Linked DNA regions of Homo sapiens: region 1 is linked to region 2. A link is a contact called in ENCODE Hi-C or POLR2A ChIA-PET data. All regions are on one chromosome and are shown on one strand. Each heading gives the region's core, a stretch centred on a gene start or an enhancer-like site at or near the end of the contact. The rest is flanking DNA. Distances are from core to core; before and after follow the strand shown. Region 1 overlaps RCAN1 (regulator of calcineurin 1). Region 2 holds the start of SLC5A3 (solute carrier family 5 member 3).

Region 1 (6,724 bases), core at 3,396-5,895, 450 kb before region 2:
TAATGTGAATTCTCTTTTGTTCTGGTCCTAAGCCCTGAACCTGTATTCTAAAAATATTCTTCAAAGTCATCTCTCCCAAATTCTGAATCATAACTTCAAAACTAAACAGTGGGTCACAGTGCCTATTGATGAGGTCATACAAAATTCCAAATGTACGAAGACACACTTTTGCCAGAAACTTGCCCGTGCTCAAGAGAGGTGGGGAAAAAGAGTGAGAGGCGGCCAGATGAACTCTACCGTCCGCCAGCTCCGCGTTCCTTCGCACGTGCCTCTGCGGGATCCCTCGTGGGAAAGTCTCAGAAATGTCCCTAAACTGAAGAAAAGCCGGGGAATGCAAGGAGAGCAAGGTCGTAGGTTGTTCCGACTGCTCCTTAACGACCTGCCTGGCAGGGACCGACTACCCTGCTCCTACCCGCAGCCCCATGTGGAGCAGGCATCCACCAGTGCCTCCCCGCGCTTGCTAGCAGTGAACATTCCTGAAGACACTCTCCTCTCTTATCCTGAATCCTCGCTCCCACTGCAGAGACACTGCGCCTTCCATAGGTTCTCCAAGGTCCTCAGTGAGCTCTGTCCGCGCTGCCTACCATCCACACCCTGCGCCATCCCCTTCTTCCTGGCCAGCCCCTTCTGCCTTTCACACGGGCTCCCACAAACTGTCCTAAGTGTTTTTGCCTGGTAAAAAGATTCACAAAACCCGGCGACTAGAAGCCCATGCAGTCTTCCTTGGAGCTTTGACTGTCCACCAGTTAAACTCCCTCTCTGAGGAGTTGCAGTGGCCCCCAGCTGCCCCCACCGACAGCCACACTCCAGGACCCAGCCTAGGGGGCTGTCCCCTGAGCAACCTAAGCTTGTAATCCCCCACCTCGAGCTTTGCATTCTAAGAGCTCAGGACATCTCCTAATTCTCACTAGCCCTATGGCACCAGAGCGAGGTGTGCACAGACACGAAAGCCAGGATGCAGAAAATGGTCCATTTGCAGAACATTAATTTTTAAACCAGTATCATTTTAGAGAGTTAAAAAGTAACAGACTGAGATAAAAGCGATCGTGGAAATTTTTAAAAACTACTTATTTTAAGAAATGCAAAACTTTCTACCAACTTTGTTATTTTTCAAGTCAGTATTTCTTTTTTTCAAATTAGCTGCAGTTCTTTTAAGCCTTAAAGAAATCTTTGATATATGCAACACTGCCCTGAGCTGAACGGTGGGGTTGGAGTTGGCTAGCCGGGGAAGGCTATAGGACAGAGAAAAAAGGGGGGGTGAGTGGGGGAAGGCCATAGGACAGAGAAACATGGGGAGCAAATTACCAAACTGTACCTCCCTGGAAAATGCTCATTCTACTTTTTAAAAAAGTTTGTTACCGTAAGTAGTGTCTATGTATTGGCAACTGTTCTGCTGATTCGATGAATGTAATAAATCATACCTTCTTACCTTCTTGTAAAATCACCTGCATTGGGACTAAAGGCCATAGTCCCCTAAGAGGGGAAAGGCTTTTCTCTAAGAAAGAAGTTAGGAGTTCTTGAAAGGATTGATGATCCACTTCCTCAGTAAAAAATGTATTGAGGAGGCCAGGCACGGTGGCTCATGCCTGTAATCCCAGCACTTTGGGAGGCCGAGGGATCACCTGAGGACAGGAGCTTGAGACCAGCCTTGCCAACATGGCAAAGCCCCGTCTCTACTAAAAATACAAAAATTAGCCAGGTGTGCTGGCAGGCACCTGTAACCCCAGCTACTCGGGAGGCTGAGGCAGGAGAATCACTTGAACCTGGGAGGTGGAGGTTGCAGTGAGCCAAAACTGCACCACTGCACTCCAGCCTGGGTGACAGAGCAAGACTCTGTCTCGAAGAAAAAAAAAAAAGTAATGACATCATCTAGTCAAGGGTCATATGCAGGTAAATTTCAACTCCTTTTATTTTTATTGTTATTTTTCAGGCCAAATTTGAGTCCCTCTTTAGGACGTATGACAAGGACATCACCTTTCAGTATTTTAAGAGCTTCAAACGAGTCAGAATAAACTTCAGCAACCCCTTCTCCGCAGCAGATGCCAGGCTCCAGCTGCATAAGACTGAGTTTCTGGGAAAGGAAATGAAGTTATATTTTGCTCAGGTGAGTTGGGTTCATTGCTATGCATGCTTCTCCCTCCTCCCTCCCTCCCTTTTGTAAAGCAGCTTATACGTTGCTTATGTTATATGCTGACCGGAAACTCTGAGACTTCACCTTGAGAAAGACAAAATTCCTACTCTGAATGTTCAGCGTCTCACTTGTTTTAAGAAGATATCAAGGTGCATTTGAAAGCAACCTCAGACATTGCCCCTGACCTTCCTGGGTTGATAATGATGGGGGAAAGAAAGCCTTCCCTGTTCACTGGGGAGCTTGCAGGGTGCAGCGGGGTAGGCGTGGCTATGCAAACACCCTAAGGTTTGCGCAGCAGGTTTCCATGAATTTGCTCAAGGGTTGGAGCTCATGACCCACTCTAGACTGAGCAGACCAGAGTGGTTCCCTGCTCATGTGGTGCTGGGGGTACTCAGCAGAGAAACAGGAGTCTGCAGAAGATGCCTGCAAATCAGCCCAGGACTGCCAGGTCTGGCTTGAAAGGAAAATAGGGGATAACCAGACTGGGCGCAGATGCTAAGAAACCCTCTGGTTGGCAGGGTTCCCAGCCCCAGGGCACCCACGGCAGGGAGAGGGGTAGCTGGGGTTGGGCTTGCCTTTTCTCCTGCCCACTACCATTTTGACCCTCCTCTGGGGAACTTAGGACAGGTGACCCACCTTCAAGGCAGCTCCCAGAGTTCCATTTGATGTCCTTAGGGGCTGACAGATTGTCAGGGAAGAAGAGAGGAGCTTCTAGAATGCAGCCAGCTCCTCAGTAAAGCAAGTCCCCCTCAGGCTCTGAGCACCCCCCCAACCCGCCCCCACCACACACACACATACACACATACCTTGCTGGGATGGGAGAGGACCCTGTCCAAAGGCCTCCCCCAGTGGGAGGAAGCTCATCTGACACCACGCCAGAGAGCCAAAGTGTCTTTTCTTCCTCAAAGTGAGGACAGCGAACTTGCTGGGCCCTTCAAGTATAAATAAAGCATTTGGGATCCCCGCCCCACCCCTGACCTTTTTGCCCTGGGAGGCACAGGCTGAGCTTTGACCTTGGGTGCCTAGGCCTTCCTGTGTGAGTACACTCCTTTCTGCACGGGATAAGATTTTATGCAAATAATTACTTAGTACTCCTCTGACCTTTTCTGTTTGTAAAACAATGCATATTCATTGTGAAAACTTGGGGAGGGCAATCTGGAAGTGCAGAGAAAACCTACACCGCGCAGCTTGAGATGTAAGAGCTCTATGGACAGCCCTCTCATCACTGGTCAGCATTTCTAAAACCAAACTAGGATCGTAGGTTATTGTTCCTTATTCTTATTTCTTAAAGTCTCCTGGGAAGTGGCTTTTTTTTTTTTTTCTGGCATCTGATCCAGAGTCCCGGAGAGGGAGGTGCAGAGCTGCTGCTGGGTGGGGAACCCTAGGGGCAGGTGGAGCCCTGGCTCCCTGTCCCTGAGAAGCTGTGTCCTCTCAGAACTGTGGCCTAGGCTTTGGACTTTCAGAGCTTGCCTCTGTGGTATGAGGAGCGGGGAGAGACTGATTCCAAGAGCCCTCCTGACCTCAATGACAGTGACTTAAATTTCCATATATACTAAAGTCACCTCTGCTGATTTTCTGTCCATCTAGGTCAAGCGTAATTATTTGCAGTCCCTGTGCCTGTGACTCCCATAGCCCTGGGAGGGGGCTGTCATCCTATCTGTGCCACAACCAGAGTTCATATGTCCTTTTGCCCTCCCCATTACAGACCATCTTACAATTGGTCCTGGAATCACACCTGTCCTGACGCCTGGACATTGACCTGCCCATCTCCCGGAACTGGCGTTAGGTGCTGTTGCCTCACTGCAGTTCTTCCCTGGCAACAACTGACCTGTGCTTATTTTCTCTCCTCAGACCTTACACATAGGAAGCTCACACCTGGCTCCGCCAAATCCAGACAAGCAGTTTCTGATCTCCCCTCCCGCCTCTCCGCCAGTGGGATGGAAACAAGTGGAAGATGCGACCCCAGTCATAAACTATGATCTCTTATATGCCATCTCCAAGCTGGGGCCAGGTGAGCAGGGCCCTCGGGTGGGAGGGAGGCAGGGGGAGACACAGCTGCTGCCCTGCACCAGGGAGCAGTACCACCACTACCCCCGTAGCTCTCCTGAGCCCATGCCGGCATGTTTTGTGAGCTTCTCTGTATTCTTCTGCGCCACCGTCCCTTGTGCTGGGAGCATGCCTGCCTCTTGGCACCACCTGCAGTGTTAGAGAGACTGCGGCTGATCGTGGGGACCCTGCATCACGCCCCTCCACCCCCCGCAGTGTCCCAGGAATCCATTCCTGTGTCCACTGAGCACAGCCTGCGTGGGAGGCCTGAGCCCCGGCCCCAGGTTCTGTCGCTCCGGATAGGGATGAGTGATTGGACTTTGGAAAGGGAAAATCGATGCCCCCTTTAAGAAATGTTATTTTTAATCAAAATAAATTCTCCCTTTCCTGTGATTCTCACCTGGCCTTCTTAAAGGAAAAGGGAAGGAGAACCATAGGCCATGGTGAGGGAAGGGCCGCGGTCGGGCTGCCCTACCCCAGGGCCTGTGGGCTGGTCCCCTACAGAGCTTGCTAAAGAAAGAGGAAGTTCCCGTCCTCTGGAGGGACAAAAGTGTGAGCACTGCGGGGAGGGGGTAGGTTCCTCAGGCTCTTTGTCCAAAATGTGGGCCTTAACTGGTGGAATTGTGAGCAGTAGATGAGATCATCGAGTGAAAGGCACTTCCATCAGCACCTGGCTCACAGTCAGTGTTCAATGCAGGATTTTTGAAAACCATAAAATGTTGGTGGTTCCTGTCCTGTCCTCTAGGGTTTGGGTGAGGAGGCAGGTGTGAGGGAGAGTCTTGGGGTGAAGAGGTTTGAGCCTTCTCCTGCTCTGTCCGTGGAGCAAGTCAAATAAATGCTGAGACCGTCAGCTCCTCATTTCTCCTTGACCAGCAATCTGATGTTCCCTTGGGTTGAGGGTTTTGTTTTCTTGGTCCATCAGCAGTTTCATATTGAAAAGATTACATTTCTGAAAACATTGTCCAAACGGAAATTCCCTCTGTGGGATAAAGCAAGACTCACATTACTTACTGCTAATTGTGGCGTGAAGGTCAAGATCAGAAATGGCCATTTTGAGGAAGCGTGTGCTCCCCCCACAGCAGCTCCTGGCCCGGGGGCATGAGCATGGCTGAGGGTGTGGAGTCTTCCCCTAGGTTAGGAATGGGAGAAAACAGGGTCTCCACTTGCAAAGAGGTGTCCACAGTTCCAGAGGCAAATGCTGTTAATAAAAATTCTGCATACTCCAGAATATACCACTTCCTTCACCGAGGGCTTATTGGAGAAGGCTTTTTAGGAAATAGACGTAATAAAATCAGTTTGTCCTTGGTTCACTTAACAGTGAGCTTGAGTGAGATTTCATATTTCACCTGTGCTTTTCAACCAACAGGATTGCGGAGATTTTGCAAATTATGGTCCTAAACCCTGAGCTTTCTGGATTTTCGATGATTAGTAGGTAGATAAGAGACTTGCAAAGAGGTAGATTTGTAAGAGGCTCTTAACCAGCATTTTCAGCAATCCATCTGACCTCCCATGCCTGAATTCTCTCTCTCAGAGAGCTGAGCTCCTTTGCCTTTTTCAGTGCAGTTATAATAACATTCCAGTCCCACATGTGATAGAGAAAAGATCACCACCTTCCTTATCAGTAAAAGTACCTTCCAGGTTTAGAGGAGTAACCAGTGTGGCTGGAGGTAGGAAGCTCTCCTGGGCCGCTCTTGTCGGGCGGAAATCACACAGTGGTTGGTGCGGTGCCTCCTCGCTTACCCGAACTGCAAAGAAATCCCAAGCACAGGCCGGGCGCGGTGGCTCATGCCTGTAATCCCAGCACTTTGGAAGGCTGAGGCAGGCGGATCACGAGGTCAGGAGATCAAGACCATCCTGGCCAACATGGTGAAACCTCGTCTCTACTAAAAATACAAAAATTAGCTGAGTATGATGGCATGCGCCTGTAGTCCCAGCTACTTGGGAGGCTGAGGCAGGAGAATCACTTGAACCTGGGAGGCGGAGGTTGCACTGAGCCGAGATCTTGTCACTGCATTCCAGCCTGGGCAACAGGCAAGACTCTGTCTCAAAAAAAAAAAAAAAAAAAAGAAAGAAAGAAAGAAAAAGAAAAAAGAAAAGAAAAGAAATCCCAAGCACAAAGCCCTGGAAGAAAACTGACCATGAGGCCACACCCTGTGGGTGGAGCAGGTTGAAGCAAACCTCCTGCCCCTATTTCAGATCCCTGCCCAGCAGGGCACCAATAACGATGCAGTCTCCATTCTTAAACATCTTTCTAGGTGACATGGGCTGGACAAGCATGTGGTGAGCCGGGTTCTCATTGCCTCGGGCACTCACTCATGCTGTTAGCTCCATGAAGTCAATACCTTTACCGTCTCCTTTACTGAGGAGGGAACTGAGGTGCACAGGGAAGCAGAATAAAGTGCCCATGAGCCCTGGGTACTAAGGAGCCAGGCTCAGAGCTGCCTTCATGAGCACCAGAGATGCACACTCTTCCCGTGGCCAGAGCGGCACCCCAGCGGGAGGCCCCAGTCCCTTCATTCTACATTGCCGGGTTTTTCAGTTGCAGAA
Region 2 (7,210 bases), core at 4,616-7,115:
AAGAAGAAGAAGGGAGAAATCAAGGGAGTAACATCAGAAAACAGCAGCATAAGAAGCCAAGAAAAATGATGCACCTAGAAAATTGTGTCTATATACTCTAAATCAGGGGCTGGCACATTTCTTCTGTAAAGGACTAGATAATAAATATAAACAAAAGAACAGGGTCATGTTCCAATGTAACTTTACTTATGGACTCTGAAATGTGAAAGTTTTATGAAATTCAAGTGCCATAAAGTATTGCTGTTTTTTTCCCCACCTATTCAACTGTAAAATCTTTTCCTACTTCACAAGCCACAAAAATATAGGTGACAGGTCAGATCTGGCCCGGAAGCCACAGGCTGCCAACTCTTGCTCTAATTTCAAAGCAACAAAAAGGATAAGAGGCTGAATTAACTGTCACTTTCCAAACCCAAGGGTAGTTCTTCCTTTAGACAAATTGATAACTTACCAGACATTCATTTGACTAATTCCTTAAGTAAGGATTCCCCTAAGAGGTAACTACATGTGTTGATAACACGTCTTAAAAATATTGCCTTCCACTAAAAACAGATAAACTCATGAGTATATTGGAAATTCTAACACAAAGCTAAGAACATTAAATAGGAAAAGTCTGATAATCAAATTGCAACAACTTTTTATAACATGAGTAATCACACAGTATTTTATCATTTGTTCTCTACCCTTCCTTCCACCTTCATGTTAAACCCCATTATGGTATTCCAGGTTTCTTTTAGATGAGTTAAACATGTAGTAGTACAAACACAGCAAAGGCACTAGATGAAAAATATTACTTCAGAATTTTCCCGTCATTGCTTTTGAACTCTTAATTTTTTGAAACTGATTTTATAATCTAAAAGGTTAGAAGATTCAATAGTCTGCATATAATACTAGATATAACCTAGATTTTTAAAATCTAGAAACATCAGTATTGAATGTGTGAGTCATGAATTAAGAAAAAAAATTAGTGCAAAATGTCAACTTCTGACAAGCAGTCTTCATACATACAAACCATATCTGGTGAGGAAGGACTCCTTACCCCCAAGCCATTCCTTGTACCTTAGCTGTAGCTCAGGGGCAGGAACAGGACTCCTTCCTTCTTCAATAGCTTGCTGCGGCAATAAGCTGTAACCCAAGAAAATTTAATACCAAATGAAAGTATAACATTGTTCACAGGGTCAAGTCTTCCATTACTAGGTAACTATTTTAAGTTGCCTGGTTTCAAGCAGATAAAACACAAAGAGAGATTATTAAAGATACAAGGCTAAGCTGTTTAGGGAGGGCCCATGGGAAGAAAAAAAAGACCACTTGACAGCTAGATGTTTCCGTTTGAACTGATGTCTCCCACCAACACACAGCAGAAACTTCACTATTTCCTAGTTATCAAATGCTTGCCAAGCAAACTACAAGGACCTAGGGTTGACCTGACTCATACTTCAGTTTATTAGCACCCTCCATCTCCAAAGGGTATCTAAAATACAGGCACTTCATAGGCATTACTTTCAGAACATCCTAACTTGAATAGAACTCTAGAACAAATACAAAACTTTTGCCAGGTGTTCTAATCAAAAAAGGCTTGCATTTAGAGAAAAACTCTTCATCACTCTACCAGAAAACCAACTGTTTTCTACATTTTAGGAACTGATTATACTTTTCTATATTCAAATTAAACCAAGTCAGAACTCAAACTCAGATTACACAAAACTCCTTACCCTACCAAAGTACTATTTCAATGAGTTATCTAAATGTAAAATATAATCTGCGTTGAGTATTAAACATAAAAATTACTGTTTGTTTTAATAAGAACTTAAGATTTCCAAAATAGCTATCTTCTTTATTCCTATTAGAAAAACATATGAAGATATATATATATAAATGCTATCTTATTGTACATGCAATGGAATCATTTAGCAAGTGAATTAGTTATTAAGCCATTAACCTTTAATTCTTCATGTAAAAATTCCTGAACGCCAATGAGAAGATTTCAGGAAAAGTATTATCCCAGGGCTTTCATAATCTATGCCAACTGTGAACACCTTCTGGGAAAAGGGCACGAGACGTAATTAGCGTTCCTAAAGTAACCACAAAATACTTATGTATTGCACAGATTTCTTTCCTCAGATTTCTTCTTCCTGTATACCCAAGGCATAAAAAGTGTCTACAAAGTTTCATTTTTTTCCTAAGCTCCTCTACATTATACAGTATGCGGCTTTACCATTCATGTATTGGCACTTCAGTCTTTTACCTAACTGAAATACCAACCTTTAAAATCTAATTATCAAGTGAAACCAAAGGGCTTCAACCATTTTCCCACTCACAAGAGAGCTCACTCACCAAACACATGACCCCTTCTCCTCATCTACCTCAAAGTTCTCATTGCAGGGGGGGCAGGGTGGAGGTGGATATAGACCTCACCATCTCACAGGCAATCCATTTCTTTTTCCATTGTCAGAGGTCTTCCTCACACTGAAATGAGGCTACCTGGGACTGCAGCCTTGGTCTCTCCTTTGCGGCTATGTCCTTTCACATTACAGCCTTTGAATACTGTGTTTTCCAGAAGTGAATAAAACTCTCTTGATGCTATCTGATATGGGTGTAACAGGACTTTTAAAATCTTTTTATTCCAGAGACTCTTCTATAAATATGAACTAAGACTGGTCTAAACAACTGGTTTTTCAAATTGCTTGTCACCTTTAAAGGCCTAGTTTCACAACATCCATTACTTTACCGTCATATTTCAGAATTTAACCACACTTTTACCTACTTTTCACGCTAAAACAGAAAATAGAAATAACTTTTTTTATATACACACTTTTTTAAAAATCAAGCTATATGGTACTTGAAAATAAATTTCTTCTTAGAAACACTAGTTAACTACATTCCTAAATGCCCAAACTTGGAAGTACAAAAGTAGATACTCATAATCAACTTCTACTTGCAAACTGAGAAAAACATAGTATTGGAATTTCTGGGTGACTAATTGTACAACTGTATAGTTCAATATGACTGACTCTACATAATACACTCTGAAATCTTTCAATGGGCATTCCCGCAACTGACTTTGCTACAATCCAGATACTGTGACAGCCAACACAGGGCCTGTATTTTAAATTTTAAAACTTTGCAAGCTCAATTTAAAGGAGTCAAGCTAGGGTCAAAAAAAAAGTAATGAGGACAGGGAGGAGTTAATATTCTCCAAACAGACTAAGAATGCTCTCCAGGCTGAGTACTGCGGAGAAAAAACAGGAGAGCAGCTCTGGGAGTCCAAAGGCTGGAAAACTATAGTTTCTTAACTTCCATATCCGCTGTTAAAGTTGCCTAACACAGCATTTTCCTCAATTCCAAGATGCACAAATGATTTGGGGAGGAAAGGAAAATACATCATATTAAAGGGGTAAAGAGGTATACACTTAAGAATCTAAAAACGTGGAAGATACGCAACTTTGAACTGAGGAGCTTCAATACCCTTCTTGCAACAGAAGCACAAAGTGCCTCGGGTTAGAACTGTGGTTTCTCCAAGGCCTGCTACCGGTGTGCAAGCTCACAGTCGCATTTTTCATTTCATAAGCCTAGAGTTAACTTTTTAAATTCGTTTCCCCCCAAACATTCATCCTATTTTAGAATCCTATTTTCCTAAACTGAAAGCAAGCAAACTGGTCTAAAACCTGGAAGTCTTTGTGTTTGTGCCACATTTACAAGCTACAGATAGGTTTTTGAACAAATAACTGAGAAGCTATTGTTTAATATTACTTTATTTAGGTCAAGGATCTCCTCAACATAACTTCGCCATTGTACATAAGTCACCACTGTTACAACCTTCTATCTACTGCCATGGGGCCTCTTTCTCCAAGAGGCAGTTCACCTTTATTATCTACTTTCTAGGGCTTTTTTTCTTTTTTTTGCCCCCCTTCCCTCATGCGAAGATTTCAAGGAAGGTTATTTATTATTTTAACCAAATTACGCTCTGTTGATCTGAACTAGAGTGAAAAATGGGTGCTCCACATCCAAAGGCTATGTTATTACAGGACATAAAAAAAAATGGTAAAAGAAATACACTTAATACTTGCAGCCATGTTAACCAAGATACTTGGCAACTATGGCAAAAACAAAGGGGAGGGCAAGTCTTCATTTCAAAGGTTTCAAAGGGTTACAGAATGAGCAAATATTATTGCCTACAGGTTGCCTCTTTCAGTGTCACCTGCTACCTCCCCAAGACAAGGAAAGTAAACAAAAGGAATTTCAGTAACGAATTTCCCAGGTTCCACATTCCCTAAAACACGTAAGTTGAAGGGAGGGCTTAAACAACTTCCACCTAATTAAAAATCTTCCCTTTTAATAATGCTTTGTTTTCACTGCTCCTATCCTTTCGGAGTTACATATGCTGGTAAGCAAGGAGGAGGGCCAAAAGGGATATTCAAGAGGCTGAACAGATACTATCTTAACTTCTTCCAAATCCATGAAGAACAAGCTGGGGGACACAATGGCATGCCTGGCCAGGCTGTCTGGACCTCATAGAGAGGCACTGGCGTCCCTTCCCAGTTAACAATATGCAAAGCACACTTCCTAACAATCTCCCGACGCTCCGTGATTGTTAGTTTATCAATTGAGCTTAAGTTCAACCAAACTTGGTAATACTCCTCGCAATTGACCTGGAGCCTAATTTCAAACGTAAAAATGCGTCCACTCCTCTAGCGCTGTAGGAAGCTGTGCTTACAAAGTTCGGACGTGGTACAATGATTTTTGTTTTATTACACCTGGTGGAGAAAAAAAAACATAACACCAAACTACGTTACCGAATTCCGAATTCACGGGAGAATGGGGATTTCGGCGACGACTTGAGGAGTACATGACCCAGGACAGAGGACGAAGTGAGCTGCCTCCGGGCCGCGGGCCCCTGTCCTTGGCCACGCCGTCACCTGAAAGGGGCCGCTGGTTCGCTTAGCATCCCTCCAAACCTGAAATCCCCTACCTCAAGATCAATCAAAAGCAGGGGGAAGAAAGTGTCTTCTGGAGGCGCAAGAAAGGCCACAACTTGGATGAATGAAACTGGGCTAAGGGCACCCGGAGCGGGATTTTCGCTGAAGTCAGAAAAAGAAAAGTCAAAAGATTTTTTTTTAACATGAGAGCGATTGCAAGAGACTGGAATACAGACAACGGCACAAACAAGCTTTGGAGGAACGCTTTATTGGGCGCGGACGTTCCGGGCGGCCGGCGGGCGCTAGAGCGGAGGCGGTCGGCGGCAGCCGGCGGGCGGCGGAGCGGGACGGACCAGGCGGCGGCGGCGGGGCCGGCGACGAGGCAGCTTCACGACTGGCGGGGACGGGCCGGAGTCGGGCTGGGCGCCCGCGCGTGTCCTCCCGCGGACCTTCCACTGGACTCCCGCGGGCCGGCGCCGGGATCGGGGTCGGGGCCCGCTCGGTCCGCCCCGCCCCCCGCCCGGCGGGCCGCTTGCGAGGCACACCCTCCCGGACCGCGCACACGCGCAGGCACACCCCCGCCTCCCGCGCGCACGCGGCCGGGCCCGGCCGGCCCACGCGCGCCCCCTTCCCGCGGACGCCCGCCGCCCGCCCGCCGCCCCGGCCTCCTCCGAGGAGTGCAGGAAGGCCCGGGGTCCCGCGGCCAGGGCGCGCGGGGGACGGCGGCCTAGCGGCAGCGGGGGCGCCCGCGCGGGAAGACCGGCTCTGAGGGAAGGTCACTTACCCGCTGCATGGCTTTCAGGATTAAAGCCAGCTCGTAGCGGGGCATGCCTGGAGGATCGGCGAGTGCGGCTCGGAAGCCAGCCGGTTCCCGGGACGCGAAGGGGCGGGACGGCGGGGACAGTGGGGACCTAGAAACTGCTGCGCCGGACGGCTCCCAGGCGGCGAAAGCACGGTCCGAGAGCGCGAGCCCGGGCTTAAAGGCGCTGGCAGCTGCGCAGACGCCGCGCCACGCCCCCTCGGCGCGCCCCGCCCCGCCCGCGCGCCTTGCCGCCGCCCCGCCCCCTCTCCGCCCGCGGGCGGCCGCCACGCCCCCTCCGCAGCCCCGCACCCGCCGCACCGCCCCCGCCCCGACCCCAGCCCAGCCCGCCGGCCGCGGCTAGGGGCGGTGCTGCAGACGCGGCCCAGAGCGGCTCGCGGCGGCCGCACGCCCCCTCGCGACCCTGCCTGCCCCTACCCCGCCTCCTGCCATGCCTGCTACCTAGCTCTCGAACCGGCTGGAACTTTCCATGCCTTCCTTCTCCTCCCGGGCGGCGGGCGAGTGAGTGCCCGCCAGTGCGCGTGCGCTGCGGTGCGGTCTCGTCCGTGCGCGTGCCCCTCGCCCGCGACTCCCCGGAGCTAGGGACCTTCGCGGCGCAAGGCGGGGTCGCGGCCGGCCCGGGGGCTGTGCGGCCAACGGCTGCTCGCAGGGGTTCTGGAACATTCCCGCCCGGGGTCGGTAGGGGGGTGCAGCTCTCGCCCCCAGCCACAACTCTCAGGTCTGACGCGGCTGACCAGGCCCCCTACCCGGCGAGGAGCGCGCTGGCACAGGCCGTGGGCCGCGGCGCGCGGGCTCGGGTCTGACTCAGTCCCTTGGCACTGCGTGACCTTGGGCCTGCTGCCTGTGCCGAAAGTGGGGACCCGAGTGAGTTACTGCACGTTAACCTCCGAGGACGGTGCCTGGTACACACAGGCGCGATACGGGCATTTGTGGTGTGCCCCTGACCTGCCCCCACGTGTTTCAGCGGAGGGCAGGCGAACACCTTAACTCTATCTCATTTCTTTAAATGTTTCCTCCGCTTTCACTTAAAGGCTAGGCTGAGTGCCTGGGAGACCCTTTAGCAACTGTCTAAGGTGGGCAGGGGCATACGTTCTGCCCTTGCCATCCCTTTACACCCACATGGTTCTCCGCCCTCCAGCCAGGGGCTCTGCAAGTGCAGTTTTCTCCAGCGCCCTTCCTTAGAGGTTGAGTACCCTGCAGCTGAGGCCTCTGCCCCTTGTTTGCCCCATTAAAAGCTCTGTACGTGGAGTGTTTGTCAACTTAAAGTGCTTTAACGTTAATAGGTAAAGTTTAGTGAACACTTACTCTGCATCAGGCCCCATGCCAAGGCTGGTGGATGTGTCTCCTAAAATTCTCACAACAGCCCTGAGGTGACAAAGATTCTTTGCTTGGCCAAACTTTAGTCAGGCTTCTGAATCTCATGCTAGGCCCATCTGTGCACTTCCTTGTAAAATCCAGTTCTAGCACAGAACCCCCA

The links. A loop is a pair of places that touch in the nucleus more often than their neighbours do. ChIA-PET counts read pairs that join two places held with the same protein, here RNA polymerase II (POLR2A). Pooled maps may share reads with other maps.
Region 1: a loop to region 2 is called in a pooled map, with 3 times the contacts of the local background. The contact joins the enhancer-like site here to the promoter of SLC5A3 in region 2. A Hi-C loop is called at or near these places in 5 of 50 pooled maps. POLR2A ChIA-PET finds 5 or more read pairs at or near these places in 2 of 52 experiments (AG04449 and GM12878).

What each region holds. Positions count from the first base shown.
Region 1 is chr21:34,518,917-34,525,640 of GRCh38, reverse strand. RCAN1 (regulator of calcineurin 1) reads left to right here. Exons shown (of 4, transcript NM_004414.7): 2 at 1,931-2,104; 3 at 3,983-4,142. Among named protein-coding and RNA genes, the nearest start is that of KCNE1, 10 kb to the right of the region's middle. Within about 2 kb of position 4,645, at least 5 of the 41 ENCODE cell types and tissues checked have a DNase peak (open chromatin) inside an H3K27ac peak, as active enhancers do.
Region 2 is chr21:34,072,233-34,079,442 of GRCh38, reverse strand. SLC5A3 (solute carrier family 5 member 3) reads right to left here and starts at 5,865. Exons shown (of 2, transcript NM_006933.7): 1 at 5,698-5,865. It overlaps MRPS6 (mitochondrial ribosomal protein S6), which reads right to left and starts at 5,865. Exons shown (of 3, transcript NM_032476.4): 1 at 5,698-5,865. The coding sequence starts at 5,742. RefSeq lists silencers at 5,208-5,607, 5,898-6,417 and an enhancer at 5,004-5,954.